Regions from separate parts of the Homo sapiens genome. Here region 2 is linked to region 1. Evidence: chromatin loops called from intact Hi-C (ENCODE). Cell type or tissue: endothelial cell of umbilical vein. All regions are shown on one strand.

What was found. Hi-C counts contacts between places; a loop is a spot of excess contacts. Peaks named below come from ENCODE experiments on the same cell type or tissue, not always from the same donor. Only the 100,000 strongest peaks of a DNase experiment are listed, where the experiment ranks them.
Region 2: a loop joins it to region 1, with 6 times the contacts of the local background. A loop is called at or near these places in 11 of 110 quality-filtered maps.

What each region holds. Positions count from the first base shown.
Region 1 is chr4:173,228,966-173,236,965 of GRCh38, forward strand. All of the region lies in intron 1 of GALNT7 (polypeptide N-acetylgalactosaminyltransferase 7), which reads left to right. Among named protein-coding and RNA genes, the nearest start is that of MIR548T, 35 kb to the right of the region's middle. In endothelial cell of umbilical vein, a CTCF peak has its summit at 3,112; DNase peaks (open chromatin) are centred at 2,276, 2,656 and 3,106; H3K27ac peaks cover 530 bases.
Region 2 is chr4:173,021,286-173,029,285 of GRCh38, forward strand. GALNTL6 (polypeptide N-acetylgalactosaminyltransferase like 6) reads left to right here. Exons shown (of 13, transcript NM_001034845.3): 12 at 191-340. Among named protein-coding and RNA genes, the nearest start is that of GALNT7, 140 kb to the right of the region's middle. In endothelial cell of umbilical vein, a CTCF peak has its summit at 3,985 (motif pointing right); no DNase peak of the experiment used is centred here.

The sequences.
Region 1 (8,000 bases):
CAGTGGAAAGGGTGGCCAACTCCTCTTTGGTGTCAATTTGAAAACCTTATTTTATTTACTTCATATTGTCAGTGGCAGACAACAGATTTTTGAAGACCATTTTGTGTTTTTGCAAAATCACAATAGCAAGCACGGTAGCTCAGTTTAATGGTCCTATGTGCCAAAGTGACTAGCTGAAAATAAAGTATTTCATTTTTATCTGTAGCAGTCAAGTCACATGAGATGAGTATATCATTTCCTGCATATTACAATTTATTACATCTTAATATTCACCTACCCTAGTGGGCGTCATAGTAAGTTTTTACTTCTATTACAGTAGCCTTTCCTGAGCTGCTTTATTATGAATTCTAGTTAGTAGTATTTTATTGGTTTGAAAATAAAGGAAATTTTTATTGAAATAAATGTATTGAAATTAACAGTGATTCTAAGGAATATATTTGTTTTAGCATTTAAATAGTCTACAAAGATAACTATCAATTTATTTAGCTAGAAGTTCCCTAGAAATTCTAGTTAAGGATATGAAAAGCATGGATGCCTCCCTCGACCTAGAGAGAGTATAATAGTTAAGAACATGGAATCTGTAGCCAGAGACCTTGGATTTGAATCCTACCTTTACTGCCTCCTTGGAGCACGGCTTTTATCAAGTTACTTAAACTCTGTGCCTCTGATTTCTTAACTGTAAAATGGGGTAATAGTGGTATCTAGCTCAAAGAGTTGTTGCAGGAATTAAAAGAGATACGTATGATGCAGGCAGAATCATGCTTGTTTCATTGTATGGGTTCTTCTACCTTCTCCTCATCGTATTATCGTAGTCTTTGTAGTCGTCTTCATGATGGAAGTCAGTATTCAATGAAATACTTTCTCTGATAAATTGATTTACTACTTTTTTTTTCATTTTTATCTCCATTTTTCTTGGTAAGCCTTTGGAGGTTCTGTTCCAACTTTGACAATGCTTTGACTGACACATTGGCAGGCTGTCTTAAGTGTGTGCTATAGTAACAACATGCTTCCTTTTTCATTTATTTGTAGATACCAGGATAAATGTGCTGCTTACCTTCATTATACCAGGTAAAAGAAGGGAACCTTTTCAATAGAAAACAAAAAACCTGTATGACTTAGGGTCATCAGAAGAGTATGGCAAAATAAAACTGAGATATTCAGTGAGACTTGCCAGTGTAGTCTTCCAATAAATTATTGCATATTATTTGCCAGAGCTTCACCTTTTGTTGCAAACAGATAGCAAATTTCAGTTGCACCACTTCAGCAGCTTATGTTCATCAACTGAGGTTGGTTGGAATGTGTCAGACCAGCTAAATTTAAGCATATGTTATATATTCTTTCAGTTAATGGGTAGAGTTGCTTCCTGTTGCTTAACTACTGCTATGTTTCCTTCTCTCAAAGTGCCAAAAAGTTTTTGAAATAAAATGATTATTTTAATGGTTTGGTATTGTGAACATGGTTATGGTAAAATTAGAATATTGCTTCTTTCATCTAAAAGGTGGTAGGTAGCAAGATGAAGAAATGGAAATAGAAAGTAAGGGAAAGTTAAAGTTAACTATCATATTTTTAATGTTTTAATATGAGTATAATCTGTTTACTATATAAATCAGAAATTAAATTAGGAAAACATTCCATATTATTCTGTATGAAAGTAGTGTTTTGATATGTCACTCCTAATCCTCACTTGGGTTTCATAGTGAACATTTTCATGTGTCCTAGAAAACAGACTGTTGGTTGTATTTCTGGATAAGTACTCTGTGAGGGGTTTTCTCCCTTTCTCTCACTGATACCTCTTACATTATGGGAGGGGAGAAAAATGGAACTCTGGTCTTATATATAATATAGTTAGCATGTCCTGGGAAATATAGTAAATTATTCTGTGATAGTGTAATTATCTTCTGCTGTCTTTATGGAACCAGGCATTTGATAAATTTTTGGTTAGAGTAGAATATCAGCAAAGCTATAGGAATAGGCTCAATTGTGAATAATTTAGTTTTCCTCCATAGCCACAGCACTACTTTTGCTCACAAAAAGGCAAGAGTATTCATGAGCGATAGTTTGAACATCTAAAAATTCACAGTAGTACCTCAGTTGGAACAGTCTGCTTAACATAGGTTGAAAAGCACTTTAGTCCTTACTTATGGGACAGACTGATTTAATTCTTTGTATCAAATTTTTAAAAATGTTTTTCCCTTTATTTCACAAGCTGTCAGGGGAAATCATGACCTAACACATTGAAGGAACAAAACACCTTTGACAGGCAGATCTCATTGTGCAGTGTAAGAATTGGCTTCTTTGGTGTAACTGGTTGCCAAAGATAGCCTTATAACATGATTTTAAAAAGCAGAATAAAGAGACATTAAAGTATATATTAATCGCATGTTTTAAAGGCCCCTCGAGTTAATTGTTTTTGTAAATTTCTGGGTTTCTACAAAGTAGAAGTCATTATCAAGCAGTCTTCTTGAAGTTGTTTAGCATTGTGGCCACCAGCACAGGATCAGGAGTCACAGGCCAGGGTTCAAACCTACATCAGTGGCTTACTGATTGTGTGACTTAATGATGTATGATCTCCTCTCTAATCTTTGGCTTCCTGAACTATAAAATGTGAGAGTAAAATTACAGGTCCTGTCTCACTGGATAGTTGCGAGGATTGGAGTATGTAACATACTTAACGGTGTCTAGTAGTTTTATTTTTTAAAATCAAAAATTGCACTGCTGTTGCCCCAAAAATCCATCTAAAAAACATAAGGCAGGCCCTCCTTTAAATATATGGAGGCCAGGAAACATGTTTCCTGTTGAATAACTGTTATTATTTTTGTATATGGGAGTAGAAATAAGGAAACTAGAAATGGCACAGAATTTAGGAGAAAGGAAGACACATAACAGAAGCTCTTCCTGTGCAAAAGGAGCAAAATACTAAGACTCTCCTCAATTAGAGCTTTTTAGTCTGGTTGGGGAAGAAAAACTAACATATAGGACAGTTAGAGAATTATAAAAATATTGAGTAGAAATTCATAAGAGGAAAAATATCACTGGAACTAGAGCAGATGGTGGGGGCTGAGTCTTTATAAATGGAATTGGAACTGAACTTAGAAGGAAGAGAGGAGGAAAGCAGGGCAGTGCTGTAGGCTAAGGCTGGTAAGTGAGCAAACCCTAGAGGCAGGACTGAAAATAATTTTTTAAAATCATCTCCTGAAGGGACGTGACTGACTAATGAGTACAGGGACACCTTGAGTGAGTACATAGTGGGTAACACTGAAGCCAGGCAAAGAGTTTGAGCCTGGTTAGGGAGACTTTCAGTCTCTTAAAAAAAAAAAATCCCTGACATATACTAGAAAGCAGTGGTTTTTATAAATTTTTGATTGATACATATGAATTGTACATATTTATGGAGGGCATGGTATATTTTGATACATGCATACAGTGTGTAATGATCAAATCAGGGTAATTAGGATATCTGTTACCTTGAACTTTTTTTTTTTTTAGAGACAGCGTCTTGCTCTGTTGCCCGGGCTGGAGGGCAGTGGCACGACCATAGTTCACTGCAGCCTCGAACTCCTGGCCTCAAGCAATCCTCCCACCTCAGCCTTCCAAGTAACTGGGACTACAGACACACACCACCATGCCCTGCTGATTTAAAAAAAATTTTTGTAAAGATGGGGGTCTCTCTATGCTGCCGAGGCATGTCTCAAACTCCTACCCTCAAGAGATCCTCCTGCCTCAGCCTCCCAGAGTGCTGGGATTACAGGTGTGAGCTTGTAACATTCCTTTTCTTTGTGTCGGGAATGCCTCAGATCTTTTCTTCTAGCTATTTTGAAATGTACAATAAATTGTTGTTCCCTATGGTCACCCTACTGTGGTACTGAACACTAGAACTTATTCCTTCTATCTAAGTGTATGTTTGTACCCATTAACCAATCTCTCTTTACCCCTTTCCCCTTCCCAGCCACTGTTAGCCATCATTCTACTCTACCTCGGTGAGATCCACTTTTTTAGCTCTCGCGTATGAGTGAGAACACGTGGTATTTGTCTTTCCGTGCCTGGCTTATTTCACATAGCATGATGACCTTCACTTCCATCCATGTTGCTGCAAATGACAGGATTTCTTTCTGTGGCTGAATAGTACTCCATTGTGTGTATACATACCACATTTTCTTTATCCATTCATCCACTGATGGACACTTAGGTTGATTCTGTATCTTGGCTATTGTGAATAGTGCTTCAGTCAACATGACAGTGCAGGTATCCTTTGATATATTAATTTCCTTTCCTTTGGATAAATACCCAGTAGTGGGATGGGTGGGTTGTATGGTAGTTCTATTTTTAGGTTTCTGAGAAACCTCCATACTGTTTTCCATAATGGCTGTTGTAACTTACATTCTCACCAACAGTGTATAAGAGTTCCCTTACTCTGCATGTTTGCCAGCATTGTTATTTTTTGTCTTTTTGATAAGAACCTTTCTGACTCAGATGAGATGATACTTCATTGCGGTTTTGATTTGGATTTCCCTGATGATTAGTGATGTTGAGTATTTTTTCATATATCTGCAGTATTTAACAGAGCTAAGTCTAAATGCAATATATAGAATAGATTAAATGGGAGACACTGTTGGATTAATTCAGACTGCAGTGGTTGAGGATTTGGATCCCAAAGAAGAGAACAATGCCAGTATCTGCACCAATTCCATCTTTCCTATTACATCAGAGGGGTTGTCCGCCTCCCAGCCAGGCCAGTCCCCATGACTGCTTTGGCTCCCATCCCTTCTTCATTCTCAAGAACTTTGTGCACTTGATTACCCCTTCTCTCACATGCTTTTTAATGTCTCACCCTTGCCTTTGCTTTTAAAAATCTTCAAGCTTTTCCTATTAAAAACAAACTAAATTTTCTCATTCCACTTCATATTTCTTCCAGCTGCCTCTTCATCTCTATTCATCCCTTAACAGGCAAATCAAATTTTTCAAAAAATGTTGTCTATTCTTGTTTGTATCGTTTCCACATCTCCCAACTCCACACTTCCACTCACTCCAGTTGGGCTCTTGACACCATTACCCTGCCAAAACAGCTGTCACTGAAGTTATCAGTCAGCTTCAACTTCACGTTACCAAATGCAATCCTCATCTTGCTTGGCTTCTCGACATAGTTCACCGTGCCCTGTGTCTTGAACACACTGTTTTGGTTTTTGGTTTTCTTTCCACATATTGGGCTAGTCATCTGTCTCTTCTATAGTCTCACCCTCTTCCATCCATCATGTAAGGGGTGAATTCCTCAAGGCGGGATCCAAGATCCTCTCCTTTTCTCACTTTATAATCTCTCCATCACTCGTCTTATTGGCTCTTGAGTCAATTATTATCTGCATAAAGATTTGTGCCAAATTATATTCTCCAGTCCAGACCTCTTCACTGAGCTATAAATTCTGTTTCTGTCTCCTCTTGAATGTTTCAGAAGCACTTGAAATTCAGCATATCTAAAAGGGAACTCATCATCTTCAATTCTGGTCTATTTCAGTGTTTCCTCTCTCAGTGAATAGTATCCAGTTGTATAAGTTACAAATCTTAAAGTCATTCTTCATACCTCCCTCTCCTTCATCACACATATCCAATCCATCATGATTGGATAGCAAAAGAAAACAGTTGCTCATTTTACTTCGTAATTACTATAATTTGAATGTCTGTCCCCTCAAACCTCATGTTGTAATTTGAGTCCCAATTTTGGAGGTGAGGCCTAATGGGAAGTGATTGGGTCATGGAGGCAGATCCCTCATGTATTGTTTCAGTGCCATCTTCACTGTAATAAGTGAGTTCTCATTCTGTTAGTTACCAAAAGCACTGGTTATAAAACAAAACAAAAGAAAACAAAAAAAAACTGGCACCTCCTTCTCTCTGTATCTTGCTCCCTGTCTCGCCATGTGATCTCTGCACACACCTGCTTCCCTTCCCTACTGCCATGCATGGAAGCAGCCTGAGGCCCTATCAGAAGGAGATGCTGGTACCATGCTTCTTATACAGCCTGCAGAACTGTGAGCCAAATAAACCTCTTTTCTTTATAAATTACGCAGCTTCTGGTATTTCTTTATAGCAATACAAATGGGCGAAGACACTAATTAACCCTTGAATCTGTCCACTTTCCACTTTTTTTCTTCCACCACCAAGATTCTTATCCAGACTACTGCTGTCTATTCTGGAATCTATCCTCAGTCACTCTGGCCTGTTTCCAGGTCTGTTCTCTTACTACTCAGCCAGGGGATTGTTTTCAAAATGCTTCTGTCCCTTCCAAGGTACATTAAAGCTATTAACTCACTTTTTACTGCTCTCAGATGAAGTCCAGATGCATTACCATGGACACCAGGCCTGGCTTGATCTAGCTACTACCTAATCTTCAGCCTCACCTTGCCCCAGGCACGCCTCACTCTGTACTCCAGCCATATCTAGTCCTTCTTGCTTGGCATAGGCCTTCCTTCTACAGGCACTTTGCACAACACGTTCTCTACCTGGGATACTCTTCCCTCCTGTCTTCACCTAAGTAACTTCTGTTCTTTCAGATCTTTGCTCAGTGATGTACTCATTCTCAAGAAAGCCTTTTCTTTTCTTTTCTTTTTTTTTTTTTTCTTGAGACAGAGTCTTGCTCTGTTGTCCAGGCTGGAGTGCAGTGGCACAATCTCTGCTCACTGCATGCTCCACCGCCCAGGTTCACACCATTCTCCTGCCTCAGCCTCCCAAGTAGCTGGGACTACAGGCACCCACCACCACGCCCAGCTAATTTTTGTATTTTTAGAAGAGATGGAGTTTCACTGTGTTAGCCAGGATGGTGTCGATCTCCTGACCTCGTGATCTGTCTGCCTTGGCCTCCCAAAGTGCTGGGATTACAGGCGTGAGCCACCACGCCCGGCCACAAGAAAGCCTTTTCTAACTTCCTAAATTGGATCAATTCTCCTTGAAGTTTCTTACAGCACCATGTTTATATGATTATTTGTTTATCTGTCTGCCCCACTGGACAGAAAGAGCCACAAAAGCAGGGATGTATTTGCTTACCTTTGTATCTCTGTAACCTGGTACATAGTAGGTACTCAGTACATATTTGTTAAACCATCAGTTAGGCATTTGAAAGGAATGTCTAGGGCACAGCAACAAGGGGATCACAAAAATGCTTTGTGTGCTCTAGAAGGTAGAAAGCAGTATGACAGATCCATCCTCTAGCTGGGTAGGAGAGAACCGTGAGGAGTCCAGAGGCCTTTCTAGTTCCATGCTCCTGGGGCCTCCACCGTTGTCTATCAGAGAGCTGGCGAGCGAGCCCCACTGCAGCACTGCCATTACCATACTTCCCTGGCCTATACCTTCAGACTTTGTCATTCTTGTTACTTCAACATCATGACTGCAGTTTTTAGCCCTGTTGACCACTCCTGCCTTGAAATTCTCTCCTACTTTGCCTTCTGTAGTATTTTATTTTTAAGTTTTTTCTTATCTCTCTGACAACATCTTGGCTTCTCTTCCCACTCATTTGCTCTATCCGAGTACTCATTCCAAAATTCAGCTTTGATCTCATGGCTCCCATGTAAGAGGATAAAGTCTGAACCTCTCAGCAGTTCTTAAGAGACCCTCTGAGGAACTTGCCAGTATCTCAAGTTTCATCTCCTGCCCTTCTGTTATAGCAAATGATTTGGCATTCTCTAAGCACTCCGTGTTTTTATGATTTTGTGCCTTTTCCTCATGCCCCACCTTACATCCCCACCGCCTATGTACTGGGGAGCCTCTACTATTTTCAAAACGCAGATCAGGTCACTTAGGCCTGCTCAGGCATTCCCTTCCTCCAGGCTGTGACTCCCTTAGAGGCAAGGCCTTTTTCTATAACATGGCACTTTTATATAGAGTACCTGGCATATAGTAGACCTGTAATAAATATTCGGATAACAGAAAGGACAGTTCTTTTATCTTTTAATGATGCATATAAATAGTAACCTGAATGACAAATAACACTCATGATAAACCAGAGTATCACTGAATAA
Region 2 (8,000 bases), 210 kb before region 1:
CAGCTGTTACTGCTACAGCACTTTATGACACGTGCCTTTTCCAACACCTCTGTTAGGCTGAGACTTAGCTCTTTTTGGCAGATCACAAAGCAGGAGTTCTACATTGCTAAAAGACATACCTTCCCCCGCCCTTGCATCTTCTCTCCAAAACAAACTCACTGCAGCTTTTCTGCTACTGTTGCTTTGCTAGCTTTTTACCTTTGGATGGAGAGAAGATATTCGACCCGGTGAGCCACTGCATACCCGGAAATTCTGCTTTGATGCGATCTCACACAACAGCCCCGTTACACTCTATGACTGTCATGGCATGAAGGGGAACCAGCTCTGGGGATACCGGAAGGTAAGAGTCAGTCCACTGTGGTCATTCTCAAATTACTGTGGTTTAAGTTATTCTTACTCAGTTTTCTTTGAAAACACACCGTTTTAGGCCTGGCGCAGTCACTCACACCTGTAATCCTGGCACTCTGGGAGGTCGAGGTGGGCAGATCACCTGAGGTTGGAGTTTGAGACCAGCCTGACCAACATAGCGAAACCCCATCTCTACTGAAAATACAAAAAAAAGTCAGGCGTAGTGATGGGTGCCTGTAATCCCAGCTACTCAGGAGGCTGAGGCAGGAGAATCACTTTGAGCATGGGAGGGGGAGATTGCAGTGAGCCAAGATCGTGCCACTACACTCCAGCCTGGGTGACAGGGCAAGACTCTGTTAAGAAAAGAAAGAGAGAGAGAGAAAAGGAAGGAAGGAAAGAAGGAAGGAAGGAAGGAAGGAAGGAAGGAAGGAAGGAAGGAAGGAAGGAAGGAAGGAAAGAAGGAAGGAAGGAAGGAAAGAAGGAAGGAAGGAAGGAAAGAAGGAAGGAAAAGAGAGAGAGAAGGCAGGAAGGCAGGAAGGGAGAGAGGGAGGGAGGGAGGAAGGAAGGAAGGAAGGAAGGAAGGAAGGAAGGAAGTTTTGAAAGTTTTACCTAGTCATACATACACATATTTGGCTCACACATCTGGAGATCACCAGCAAAGGTGAAGGGAAAAATCGTGTGTGTAGAAAGGGGCAAGCTTTTGGCTTCGCTTGTTATATGTGTGGCCATCACAATCAGTTATGATTGAAAAATGGCTTTGAGCCAGAACAAGGGATGGGTCTAGGTTTAACTCAGAACACTCCCAAAAGGAGGAACCACATATCCAATAAGCAAAACCACGCATACATAATTTTTAACATCACCATTCACAACACACATACACACAGATTGTGGCATCCATTCATTTTTTATGTATCTCAGGCTCACTTGCTTGGGACCTGTCTGGGTTAAGACAATGATGTTTACACAAATATTTATACATCTATGTAGATATAATTGCTGCAATCCTTATACAAAAAGTGACCCATTTACATTTTCACCAAAATCCTGCCCAAATGTAGCAAAGAAGAATTTACTTGGGGAATTTAAAAGTTTCAAAAATTATAAAGTTAACAGTGAATGGTAGGAAAAATTCAAAAACATATATAAAGTCACATTTTATTGAGTTAATAAAATAAAGAGCAATTAAGTTATTGTTTGAAAATATTTTTATTGTTTCCTTTTGACAACTTTTTAGAATACTTTACAAAATTGCTTTTCAAATTCTTTGCTTTTGGGGATAGAACTTGGCTGTCAATTAGCAATTACTCCATAAGCTCCATTCTGCCCTCTCAAATCCATGGACCTGCTGGGGCCTTCTCAGCCAGGGATAAGATGCCTTCTGTTTGCTTTTTCACACTCTGAGGCCAGCCTTGCCTCAGGCTATAAGGAAAATGGAATATCCCCCACTTTATTCATGAACTTGGCCATCCTGTGGCTGAGGCAAGGTCAGTGTCCCCCCAAATTACAGAAAGCTAAAGGAGAGAAGTGGTGGAGAGTCAGTGTGGGGAGAGGGAGGACTGGTTATGTTACTTGTTGCCTTACTTAATAAGCATTCTGGTTTCCACCTCTTAGAGATGAGCTCCTAAAACTATACTCATCCAAAGGTGGACTTGTTTGTATAAGTTTATTCTGCATCCCACCCCCACCCAAACACCTGGCAGGTTGTGGCTGTGTCTAGCAAAATTACAAAACATCAGTTGAGCCGAGCACAGTAGCTCACGCTTGTCATCCCAACACTTTGGGAGGAGAGGCGGGCAGATCACCTGAGGTCAGGAGTTCAAGACAAGCCTGGCCAACATGGTGAAACCCCATCTGGACTAAAAAATACAAAATTAGCCAGGCATGTTGGTGCATGCCTATAGTCCCAGCTACTCGGGAGGCTGAGGCAGGAGAATTGCCTGATCCTGGGAGGCAGAAGTTGCAGTGAGCCAAGATCACACCATTGCACTGCACTCCAGCCTGGGCGACAAGAGCGAAACTCCATCCCAAAAAAAGCAAAAAAAAATCAGTTGTTATATCCTTCTACAAAACAATCTAGAATGAAAGGAGCTCAGAAGATGGTATCTGATTAAAAATGAAGCTGGGGGAATATCACTGCAATAGTAAAACCTCGCCGTTTTCTTTATGAAATGTATAATAAATGATTCATCTTATCAAACTATTTTGCTATTCAACATGATACAGCCTGTGTGTGGTGCAATAAAGTAAGGTTTTTTTTAATGATTATATTCTGACATCTAAAGAGTTACTTTCTGCGCACATCGATAAAATAGCTGACTGGCCATTTGCTTAGTATGTTAGTGGTTCCTAATGAACAGAACATTTCTTATTACTGTACATTTATAGCATGACACACCAACCACTCAATAATATGCAATTAAGCCAAGAAAATGCAATTGTTTTTATTAGGGAGCTTACAAAAGTTTACAGATGGATAAGAACAACTAATACACAGAGCTCCTGGGGAGAAAAAAAACTGGCTGCAGTGGTTTCAAGGGGAAACTCTTATGAGCTTTAATATTAAACCTTTCCAGGATCCTAAGGGATTTGTGAAAGGAAACCACTAGATTCAATTGTGCTGTGGCTCTCTTCTCAGCTTTTTGTAGCTGTTGGTATTGCATTACTTAGCAAAAGGTTACACTCCATGTGTATTTATATAGCAAGCAAGGTATTTATACTTAATCAGGAACATGCAAAGGCTCAAAATGGAAAGTTTCTGAAATATCACATCTTGGTGGATGACTCAGGCCTATTCAGACACACCTGTTTTAGAAAATTCCTCTTGTTTTTTCCAAGGGCTATGCCTAAGGCATAAAGAGAAAAAGCACAAAGAGAAATCTCTCTGGTGTGTTACCTTATCTATTTGGATGCAGTACTTGGCTCTGGGGGCTTCTGGCAGTTTTAGATGTTTTTGTTTGTTTTTTGAGACGGAGTTTTGCTCTTGTTGCCCAGGCTGGGGTCAATGGCGTGATCTCGGCTCACTGCAACCTCCTTTCCCAGGTTCAGGCGATTCTCCTGCCTCAGCCTCCCAAGTAGCCAGGACCACAGGCATGACCACCATGCCCAGATAATTTTGTATTTTTAGTAGAGACAGGGTTTCACCATGTTGACCACGCTGGTCTCGAACTCCTGACCTCAGGGGATCCGCCCACCTTAGCCACCCAAAATGCTGGGATTACAGGCACAAGCCACCGTGCCCAGCCTGGAACTCCCACTTTTTATAAGTGCCATGCTCTTAAGGAATAAGATCAATATTTCCTAGGAGAGTTCCCCAATGCCTTGGATTCAGTGTCACTGATACCAGCCAACCCCTCCCTCCCAGCTACATGGAGATATCTTGGAGAGAGAAGGTGGCCAGAAGCCACCTTGCTTGGGTGGATGAAAGTTGTTTTCGGACCTTGCTTCCTGGTTTCAGCAACTCTCATTCCGCTTTTAGTTATTTTTAGATGTGGCTCTTTGCCACCACAAAAGGAGAAAAGCATCCTTATTCTATGATGCTGGGGCTATGTTCAGTTGAACAGCTGTTTCCTACAATAACAGGCACCCAGGAAGAGGAATCCTGTTCCTGGTTTTCTTTTACCACCAGGGGGACCCCTGTTACAAGAACAGTGAATTGTTGAGGCAACCTCAGTAAAAATATTTGTCCTCACCCAGCATCAAACAGGAAACTGTCTTTCCTCTTCTTCAATCCCCATTGGTCACTAAGATTTGTCACCCACTTCCATCCCCAGTCATTGGTCACTAAGACTTGTCACCTGCCCCCATCAGCCAATAACTCTGAAATCCACCCGCTCTTTGCCATTTCTATAGCCAGCCCCTGCCTGGTTCAGTCTTCACATCTTACCCCTGGGTTATTGCAATGGCTTCCTAAAGGGCTGCCCTGCTTCCTGTCTTTCCCCTTCCCCTTCCCCATCTTCCACCCTGAAGCCAGAGGGAGATTTCACAAAACCTGGTCATGGTATTCCTCTGTTTCATGACTTCATTTGGTTTCTCATTGAGTAGAAGATAGAGTGCTTTAGCCTCTCAATACTCATCTGGATCCTTCACAACCTGGCCAACATAACAGCCGACCATCAGCCCTTAGAGTTATTCAGGCTTAATACACCCCAATTCATCCTGAAATTGTAAGGGGATCTTGAATAGTTGTTTTGCTTTTATGACTTTCAAGTGCTTCACCAACATAATAATGATAATAACTGAGTGAGATAAACTATGGAAAACTTCTAGCACAGTTTCTGATCATAAGATTTCCATCTGTGTTGGTGACAATGCACTTTTTACACTGATCATCATGGCAAGGTATATCCTAATATACCACATCATTAAAGCAATCTCTCCTAGGCAATATTGACAGTTGTTATCCCTCCAAAATTGAGCGCTATCTCCCATGCCCTTTTCATTTTAAGTAAACATTTTATTAGATTATAGCATATGTCTTAATTTGGGTTTCCCCATATATACAACCTAAAGTAAGAATTTTAATGCACATGGTTTATTTGGGATATAGCCCCAAAAATTCTTGACAGGGAGTGAGGAAGTGAAATGGAGGAGATATCAGAGCCAATAAAGGGTGCATTATCAAGCAAGTACCACCGCAGGCAATTAGAACTCAATCCTACTGAAGATCTCTGGAAATGGTATATAGAACACACATCAGGGAGTCAATTTTTTGGTCAGGTTCCTGACCAAAGATTGACTGGAATGGTGTATAAATACCCCAACTCCCTTGATACCTCTGGCCTGCTGCTCTTACAGACAGAACCATTCTTAAGGCCGGAGAAAGTCCTTAAGCAGAGAGATGCAGTGACATCCGGGCCAGCATGCACTGAAATGGAAAGGCCTGAAGGGCCATGCTCAGGGTACAGGCACTGCCAAGAATCCAGGTGCTCTGCATCCTCACCAACACTTGGTATTGTCAGTTTCTTTTTCTTTTTTATTCTGTGATTGTAAAGTGATATGTTTGTTAGCCATTTTGGATATCTTATTTGTGCAGCACCTACTTGAGTCTTTTGCCCATTTTCAAAACATGGGCTGTCTGGCTTTTTCACACAGATTTTTAGGGATTTTTTCTATATATAAGTGCCTCATTGGATGTATGCATTGCAATATCTTATTCTTGTTGGTGTCTTGTCTTTTTTCTGTTTAGTGGAGTGTCTTAATGAAAGCTATTATTTATGATTCGTGGGTTTTGTGTTCTGTTTAGGAAATCCTGGCCTTCATGTAGTTAGTCTTCCAAGTCATCTTTGGAAATTTTATTGCTTAATGTTCTACATTTCGGTTTATAATTCCCTGATATATCTGTATATCTATATAGATATATATAATTTTTTGAGACGGACTTTCGCTCTGTCAGCCAAGCTGGAGTGCAGTGGTGTGATCTTGGCTCCCAGCAATCTCCACCTCCCGGGTTCAAGCGAGACTCCTTCCTCAGCCTCCCCAAGTAGCTAGGATTACAGGCACATGCCACCCAGCTACTTTTTGTATTTTTAGTAGAGACGGGGTTTCACCACGTTGGCCAGGCTGGTCTCGAACTCCTGACCTCATGATCCCGCCCACCTCTACCTCCCAATGTGCTGGGATTACAGGCGTGAGCCACCGCGCCCAGCCCTCCCTGAAATATTTTTATGTGTATAATGTAAGATAAGGGTTGATTCATATACAGAGATAGAAATAGATATAGATATATATTGATAGAGACATGCTATTGATCAATCACCATTTATTTAAAAGACCATTTTTTCCCACTGCACTGAAGTGACGCTTTTATTGTAAGTCAAGAGGTCTTATATACACTGGTCCATTGTTAAATCCTCAAGTTTTTACCATGTAACTAAATAGTCTTAGCCATACAGAAAGTAAGCTAATAAAATAAACTAAATTAATCTAATAGGAAGTATAGCCAAAAACCCACAACTACCATCACTCTTAGTGGTGAAATGTTAAAGCTCTCCTCCAGAGATGGGGAATAAAATAGAATGTTGACTATAATCATGTTTTTCAACCTTTTATAGGATATCTAATCAGTGTAATCAGGCAAGATATAGACCTTTAAAGGAATAAGAATTGGAAAGGAAGAAATAAAACAGTCCATTCGTAGATGTCATGTTAGGGTATTTAGAAAATCCAAAAGATTATGCAGCTGAAGTATTTTAAAAATGAATAGATACAATTAGCATAGGCCCAAGATGAAAATGAATTGTTTATATACTAGCAACAAAAAATAGAAAATGAAGTTTAAAAGTGATTCCATTTGGTCACTGTGAAAAGCACAAAATAGGAATAAATCACGGCAAAGATGTGAAAGACTTTTATGCAGAAAACTACAAAGCATCACTAAGAAAAATCTTAAAAACTATAGAGGGATCCATCATGTTCAAGGATTATGTCTCAATATTGTGAAGATGTCAGTTTTTAAATGATCCAAACATTTAATGCAAAACCAAACAAATCTCAGGAGGCTTATTTGTGGAAATTGATAACCTGATTCCAAAATTTACATGGAAAATGTAAGGGACAAGAATAGCTAAGAAAATCTTGAAGAAGGAAAAAAAAGTACTAAAACATTATAAAAGCACCAGGTATCAAAACATTACAAAGGTGTATTATTAAGGCAATGTACTCGCCTGAGGATAGACTGACTGAGGCTCTCTAGAAGGTGAAGCCTGGGTATTGATATTCTTTGAAAGGTCCCGAGAGATTCTAATAGACAGTCAGATGGAGAATCACTTTTGTAGCTCTAATTTTTACTTTCTTTCTTTAATCTACTCCTCCCTTTTGCTCTAGTTGGAATTTCCCCCTCTTTCTGTACTCCTATAGCATTTTGTTTCCTTCTTTCTACTTAAAACACTGTATATTATACATACTTAGCCCCCTCACCCCCGCCAACTACCTGAGGGCAAGAACTTTTTAAAAAATGTCTATATGGCCTGCCTAATACCTAATATATGAAGTTCCTAAATAAGCATTCATTGACTGGCTTAAAGAACCACTAGTTCAATTATTGATATGAGCCCTGCCTTCATAAACCCCAACCTGTGCTGGATAAAACTTAACACATTTATTTGTCTCAAAACTACATATGCAACCTCCCAACGACCAAAAATAAAAGATTTAAAATTACTTTCTTTAGTTGCTCTCTGGGGGTTCTTATAATTTAACTTTCATAATAAAGGACTTGCAAATAGCATCAAACAGGAAGTACAGGTAAGAAGGCACCTGCCAGGCTAAATTGATAACAGTGTAACCATTCCATTCATTTAAAAAGTGAGTGGGTGGAATTTTTGGCATCTGCCTACATTTGACTATTTGTTGTTAACTTATGATATATGCCAGGTTTTGGCCTCTCAGTTCATAAAATGAGGATGTACCAGTCCACAAAGATGCCAGATAGAAGGGCTCGAGGTTGTTATTTTAAATCATTCTGGACAGGTATTGATTTGGGACCAAAAAATAAGGAAAGTGTATATAACAAGTTTAACTTAAAAGTCATGTAATTCAACTCTGGTTCTGATAAATGAAGTCACTAAAAAATCCTGGACATGTGGTCAGAGGTTGGGCAGTCACACTCTCCCAGGTCAGTCCTAATTGCCAGAAAGCTCTTCCCTGGCCTT